Regions from separate parts of the Homo sapiens genome. Here regions 2 and 3 are each linked to region 1. A link is a loop called in an ENCODE intact Hi-C map of the cell type or tissue named here. Cell type or tissue: B cell. All regions are shown on one strand. Region 1 has its middle 88 kb from the start of MIR1302-6. Region 2 has its middle 170 kb from the start of HDAC9. Region 3 has its middle 150 kb from the start of HDAC9.

What was found. Hi-C counts contacts between places; a loop is a spot of excess contacts. Peaks named below come from ENCODE experiments on the same cell type or tissue, not always from the same donor. Only the 100,000 strongest peaks of a DNase experiment are listed, where the experiment ranks them.
Region 2: a loop joins it to region 1, with 7 times the contacts of the local background. A loop is called at or near these places in 15 of 110 quality-filtered maps.
Region 3: a loop joins it to region 1, with 14 times the contacts of the local background. A loop is called at or near these places in 15 of 110 quality-filtered maps.

The regions. Positions count from the first base shown.
Region 1 is chr7:18,214,081-18,216,580 of GRCh38, reverse strand. It overlaps a transcript of HDAC9 not described here. Among named protein-coding and RNA genes, the nearest start is that of MIR1302-6, 88 kb to the right of the region's middle. In B cell, no CTCF peak of the experiment used is centred here; a DNase peak (open chromatin) is centred at 940; H3K4me3 peaks cover 530 bases; H3K27ac peaks cover 830 bases.
Region 2 is chr7:18,320,046-18,322,545 of GRCh38, reverse strand. It overlaps a transcript of HDAC9 not described here. Among named protein-coding and RNA genes, the nearest start is that of HDAC9, 170 kb to the left of the region's middle. In B cell, CTCF peaks have their summits at 1,175 and 1,380; a DNase peak (open chromatin) is centred at 1,375; H3K27ac peaks cover 410 bases.
Region 3 is chr7:18,344,324-18,346,823 of GRCh38, reverse strand. It overlaps a transcript of HDAC9 not described here. Among named protein-coding and RNA genes, the nearest start is that of HDAC9, 150 kb to the left of the region's middle. In B cell, CTCF peaks have their summits at 814 and 1,015 (motif pointing right); a DNase peak (open chromatin) is centred at 983.

The sequences.
Region 1 (2,500 bases):
AATAACATGCAGTCATCTCAATACATGTGCATAGGCCAGGGTAGTTCTATAATATAATAAAGATTCCCTATCTTTAACTTACAATGAGCACCTTATTAAACATTTAGCAGAGTTGTTTCCAACAAAACCAGATGTACAGATGCCTATCACCAACATTAGGAAGAAACTGTAACATTCTTACCAATACGATAGAAAAAGAACTAAAATTTGAAAATATTGGGATGGCAGATTATGTATACTTATAATATTACTGATTATCTAATAAAAATAAGAGATTTCAGTGAAATCCATGAACTTTAATGAGATTTTGTTAAACTTTCAAATATGCCAATAAGAACAGTTGGAAAACTTTCTGGGAAAAGCTCCAACTAACCAACTAATCAATCAACCAATTAATCAATCTCTCTGTTCTATCTCTCAAACTCTCTCTGTCTCTCTCTCTCTCTCTCTCACACACACACACACACACACACAGACACGCAGGCACACACATACACACATACATTTCATGCTGCATACACCTAAAAATAAAATTGTGGTATTTACTGAAAAAAGAAAGGAAGGGTGCCTTCTGAAGAGGTGCGAGACGAGAGAAGCCATAGTGAAGAAATGACACAACTCTAGAAAGCCATCATGCATATGAATATGATATACCAGATGAATGACTTCTTTCTTTATGAGAAATGTTTCAGAAATTGTCTAAATATGTATTTATATGATTGACAAAAACAGCTTGGAATATGCCAATGGTGCCCAAGGGTATATAACAAACATTTTCAGCCCAATGCTTATCTTTTCTTCAGGAAGACCAAGGCAAGAAAGACCCCCATGAGATGAAGTAAATACGTTTTCCTTTCATCTACTATTTCCTTTGGAGTCACTAACCTTCAAAAGCCCCACTATTCGGGGACTACATTTTATGTCACAAGAGAGCAGTGCCCCCTTTTGGTGCCAAATGCCAAAAGTTCTTTGAGGGCAAGGACACAGTCACTTCTGCAGATCCTCAACACTGCCACATAAAATCATTTAAGCAAAGCAAACTATTAAGCTACCAATCCTTCACATGGTAAAAGAGGAACAATTTACCCACATTAGCATAAACATGGATACATTTGGCAAAGATCACTTTTCATGTATCATGTTCTTTTCTTGAACACCAACTATAGGACCTTACATGCTAACAGAAAACTGATGTATATTAATTGAGTGCATAGGCCTTGTTGGCTCTTTCTAACACAAATCTCTTGACATAAAGAAAGGACCGGGACTTTCTCTAGAACTAATATGTCTATAATGTCTCTCATCTAATGATATCAAAATGCTTTTTTCGACTGGCCCACGGAGGTATCAGATTTCATATTCAAATCTAGATCTTGCGTACAACTCTGTGAAATATGAAAAATAGAGTTCAGTAATTGTTTGGATATAAAATTGTCTAATAGAATAGGGTAGAATAGAATAATCCATTTATTAGAAAGGAATATTATCTGTTTCTCCCTTTCATTTCCAAGAAACAACAAATAACACCAACTCTTTGCTAACAAACAGCATAAGCCCATTATCATACCATAGTACTTAAGTATAAACTGTTCTATTATTTTATGGTATCTTTCAAGAAGTACCATTTTATAGCTGCAAATGAAAATAATACCAACAGTATGCTCTTCCAAAATAGTCAAAAGTAATAAGATCTTTTCCATGCCCCCATCAGTTTGCTTTGAGTGGACAGAACCATAACAAAGAGGTCTTTTTATAAACAATGCTTTGCTTTATTTCCTGCTACCTATGACAGAATTTGCAGGTATGCCCTGCTGCATTCACTAATGAATTTATCTCACTTTGTTAAATAAAAACATAAAGGTATTATTTTGCTTTTGTAAATGTTATACACATTATATATAAGCTTATATATAATGGCTATCATATATTATATATAAGTTTCCTATGCTGTTTCATATCACACAAGTGCTTACCAATTTCTTCAATTACTACCCATCAGTGTAATTCTTAACTATATACTGGAAAAGCATCAAAGTGAGATTTTTTCCCCAGCAGTATGAATTATTTTTAAAGCACATCAGTTATAATTCATCTAACAAGGTGGGATGAGAGAGATCAGACTCTTTCACATACAATCTGAGCTTAAAATAAATGCTAAGAAGCAATACTGTAAATTCCTTGAAGTATATGAAGATGGCCAGAGGCATGCATTTACCTCTGAAAAAGCAGCCCTAGTTAGGTCAAATGCCAATTTTCATAGCTTAATGGGTGGAATTAAAGATCCTGAGCCAGACACACCATTAATACAAGAGTAGCTTCAAATTCTGGCTGTAATACTTTCTGTATGATGTTGAATAATCATCATTCTAGTGATAATTCTAGAACAATTATACTCTATTAATATAAAAATGTTATATTAATAGTGACATCCTTATCTGCAAAACAGAATAAAAATATATACCTTATAATACTATGTTGTAGTGAGGCTTAAATGCAATAA
Region 2 (2,500 bases), 110 kb before region 1:
TCTCTTGCTAAGTAGAAGATAAGGGACGCGGTATATCAAAATGATACGTTCCCATTAAGTAAGCCTTGAAAGTTATTCTCACTGACAAATCAAAGATGTATCTAACTATACTCTTGGAGGTAAAATGGATTCTGTGATATCTGATATGGTAATCCACAAAAATTAGTTACTCTGTGATAGCTTAGAACCATGACAGTTACACTCAATATCCCTTTCTCAACATCCAAAAATCTTTCTCTTATGCCCAAAGTTTGTGATTATGAAAAAGAAACAGGCCAAGTAATTCAAATTGTGATGCTCACATTCATATCCTAAAGTATGGGACTAGAAAAAATAATTTTCTGATTGTGCCCCAGCTTTACAGATGAACAGTGTTTAATGCTGCTAAATCGATAGTGAAGAAGGGATTACTTTAATACAGGCTTTACATGTAGATGATATTGTTCTAAATGTTATTGTCAGGAGATGGTTCAAATAAGAGAGAAAGGACCTGAGAAGGCCGAGTGACATGGGAGCTTTACATTTATTCCACTAGAAATCTCAAAGGCATTCTCACCTCAAAGAAGAGTAAAATAAATTTAACTAGTTTGAAATGTTAAATATCTCTCTAAAAATGAGGCGAATACATAATGGAAAGCAGAAATATTTCGATTTCTGCCCTACTTTTTATATAAATTCTAAATGAAATATTCAAAGCTACAAAAAAGTTACAGCTCTCCAATTTAAAAGAAGTGGATAACAACATTTATATGGTTCTATTGTGCACCAGGGCGCGTCTCATCTGGGGCACACTATACAATTTGATTGGAACTTGGCTTAGTTCAGGAAAGAGAAGAAAAGCTAATAAGGCAATTATTCATGTGCTACCTAAAATCAGACAGGAATTTGAACCTTCTTCAAAAAGGCACAGTATATAAAGGAACAGTCTTTCCAAACCTCACCAATATGTACAATTTCTGAACTAAACCACTTTCCCATGTAATTTTCTTATTCCTGTAATTCCACAATAACACAAACATTTTTTTAAAAAGCATATAAAATGATTCTGTGGTTAAAATGGAGTATCTTCAGCAACATAAAGGCATATCACCTATTTAGAATGGCCTGTTATTGAGTTTATGACCATTCTCTAGCTCACCTTTTTCCTTTCTCTTGTGTGGTACATGGAATATGGTAAGTATTAAAAACACATGTGAAACAAGTAGGGAGATGAATAAGGTAGATGAACTAATGATGAATGGATAGGATGGAAAGAGTATGAAGGTTCTGAAGGTCTGGAGTTAACCAGGGAGGAGAGAGAATAATATGTAAGGGAAGAGATAGAAAAAGTAGTTGTAAATACTAAGAACAATTTCCATCTCCTCCACTAGGTGGACTCAAGCCAGATCTGACTTGAGTAGGGAAATTTCTGACACATCTATAGAACTTGCCTTACATATGTTAGAGTCCTTAGGCCTTGAGGTGTGGATAGAGGAACCTATTTGGTCAAGTTCTATGAAAATACGTAGCCTACAAAAATGGCGATTGCATATGTTCAACCTAAGACAAATATTTTTATTCTCAATACTAGTTATTTCCTTAATTATCTCTCTCTTCTCTCTTCCTCTAAACCATGACTTAGATAAATGTGCTGGAAAGTGGACAATTGGAAAGTTCTCCTAAAAAGTTTATGGGACTGCTTGAGGTCACACAGCTGGCCACAGGCAGAGCAGGGGCCAAGCAAATAGGGTCTACCCCCGGCCCAGTGCTCTTTCCACAACACTATTGTGACAACTGGGGTGGGGGGTGTCCAAGGAGAGAAACAAAGTGGGAGGAAATGTCAGACTTATCTGCTCACTCAGAAATTCACTAAAGGACATAATTATATCTACCAAAATAGAGATCCCTTCCTCCTCATATACCAGAGCACAATGAAGGAATAAAAAATGAGTCAGCAGAAAGAATGACAGGTCCTTCAAGTTCCATGAGCTAACAGCACTTTTAAAGAGTAAATCCCAAGTTTGCCAAATTCAAGAGTCCTCTGCTGGTGATTAGTTAACGTGATTGACAATAAGGGATACTCTGAAGAGCCACCGATCCTGCAGCAACACATCTTTCAAGGTTGGACAGGAGAGCCGGTACAAAGGATTTTATTCCCTCAGTCATTATTACTGTCCTGAAAAATAAGAGCTTGTACTATTCACAGCAAGCTCCTCCATTAGCTGGAAGTTAAAGACAGATTTCGAAGCCTTGTGGAGGTGTCACCACTGGATTTAATGAGAAATCAACCACAGAGTACAGGAAGGGAGAAAAATACAGTACAATCAAGTATCTGATCAACCCAAATTAATCTCATAAGCAGATAAAAGGAAGTTAATAGGCTGCTACTGCAAGCATCCTTGATGATCACTGGGCCCCTCAGTGTGGTTGAATGTCCTCAAGACATTTCATCCACGGATTTGCTGATGAGCCTGTTAAAAGTCAGGCTGCCTATAGTGACTAGCAGGTGCTGAAGTAAGTT
Region 3 (2,500 bases), 130 kb before region 1:
TGGGAAATTTTCTCCTGTTGCTATGAGATTTTGGTGAAATATAACTGATGAGAATCATCAATAAACCATACCAGTGTCTATTGTAATTGTGGAAGAAAAAAGTGTCTTTCGATCCCATTGACCATTACCTTATCAAAAAGCAAAAACATCTTATTTTCAGATGGGAAGGAGAAGATTCTGAGAGTATATTTACTAAAAATACTATTTCCTGGTCAGATGATTTTTTTTCTTTTAATGACAGCAAAAGAACAATGTAAAAACTGCAACTCTCCTCTTCAATCTAAGGTAAATAATTCCCAGAAAATATTCACATATATCTTTTAGTTCAACATAAATGAAAGGAAAAAATGCAAGTTGTGTTAATAGCGGTTGTGACATCTAACAAAAGCAAAACTACAAAAGCTAAAACAGCATGTGACAATTTTTGAGAGTTAAATTATCCAAATTCTCTCATAAAAATAGTCATAAAGATGTAATGACAATGAGTGACCCTTGTTTCAAAGCACTGTCAAGTTAACTGTACTTTGAAATCTAGTTCAATTTATCTGCAACATCAAGCCATCAATTTCAAAGGTTTTATAATTCATAAGACATTTTTAAAATAGAAACATTTTGGGTTTTTTGCAGCACAATTACTGCTATCCTAGGAAGGAGAAAGAAACTTTCTTCATTATGGGCCATAACATAACTTTTCTTTAGCAAAATGATCTGTAATTAAACCAATTACATTTAGCATTCAAAAATTCAGAATGTTGTTTCTATATTTTCTAAATTAGCATTGGTCTACTTTAGTCTCTCTAGAAAAAATTGAGAAAAATGAGTTCCTGAAAACTTAAAATACCTACCTTTAAACTCATGTCGTTTCTGCTGTGTTTGGAACATAAATGTACTATACATGCGGCTCCTTGAAGAGAAACAGACAGAAACAGGAGTCGTTGGAAAAGAGTCAACTCTAATGCATGCCAGAGGCCAGCAGGGGGAGTAAAATCCCAAAAATACAGGTAAAAGGGGAAAAAAAATGCTGAATGAAGGTATAGGCAGCACCAACTTGTAAAGAAAAGAGAATCAGTCACCCAGTCAAATAAAAGGTGAAAATCAGATTCTTCAGGGCCTTGGCTCAAGAAGATAAAATGAATTCTCATCCACCTGTGAGAAACAAATGCACCTCTTTCTATGTATGTTCCAGGGAGCATAATAAGCTAAAAGGGCAAAAAATTGTCCTTGAAATTTTGTAGTTTTTTTTTTTTTTTTGTCTTCTGTTGAATAATAAAGGGAACAAAGTGTCTTATGAGAACACAATCATGTACTTTCACTAAACAACAATTCATTAAATGAACAAGCTTTGAATCCCGCTGTGTGGTTGGCTAGGAGAATTGTGATTCCTAATGTCAATAACCTCTTAATCAGATATTTGTTCTAATATATGAAAGGAAATAATGCTTAGTATGATCTGCATGGATTAACAATTTAGAAGCACAAAGGAGGGAGAAATTCCTGAAAGCAATGAAGAACTAAAGAACATTTTAGGCTAAAATATATTCTACATTCTAATGTTTCATTTTAAGTCATTTTGTACACAAGGACACAGCATTATCTAGAAGAAAGAAAATTCTGGGCTTTGGAAACACAATATCCCTTTCAGGTCATAGAATTACCAATGCATCTGATTAAATTATTACCTGTCATACCTCTCAGGAGCACCTACTACCATCTGACAGGTGTTTGCTTGCTGGTTATTTCACTCATTACATAAGTGAAGGGCTATAAACTTCATCTTCTCTTATTTCCATTAAGATGTGAGGCCGTGAGCTTTTAGTAGAGAGCCCAAGATCATCCAAATCCCGATTATGCAAGCTCTCTGTGGAATGACCTGACTGATTACTTTTTAATAGAAGATTTGTTCATTAAAGACTGCAGCTCCTTATGGATTTTACTTATCAATCCTTAGAATTTGGTGAATTTTTTTCAGTGTTAAAAAGAGAAAGTTTTGCTAGAAAATCTTCAACTGTGCAGTTAACACTGAATTTGATAAACAGTACATTCCCAGTAACAGCCACCAAAATTCCAAGTTAAATCTGTGCCCTTGGAATAATGCCAAAATGCCACAGCATATTTGCACTTTGAACAAATTGCAAATTTTTAACTCCTATTTTTTTCTGCCAAAACAAAGGCTGAAAATATGTGGATTCTATCTTCCCTGAAAACTTTACAATGGTAATTTGGGATGCAAAGAAAAATGATTTTAAGACCAATAGAATGGTAGATTAATTTGATTTACTATTTAAGTACGAATACTACCTGAACAATTTCTGGAAGCCATTTGTAAACATAAGTGCTATGAAACAGTCACTAACATAATCTATATGTGAAATCAGACAATATTATTAGAATTCTTTCTGTGCTACTTGGCCAATATTCTTAACCATTCAACCTCAGTTTCCTTATCTGTGAAATGAGGATAATAATACCTTATAAGCTTGTTGGAAGAAGTCATTGAAAT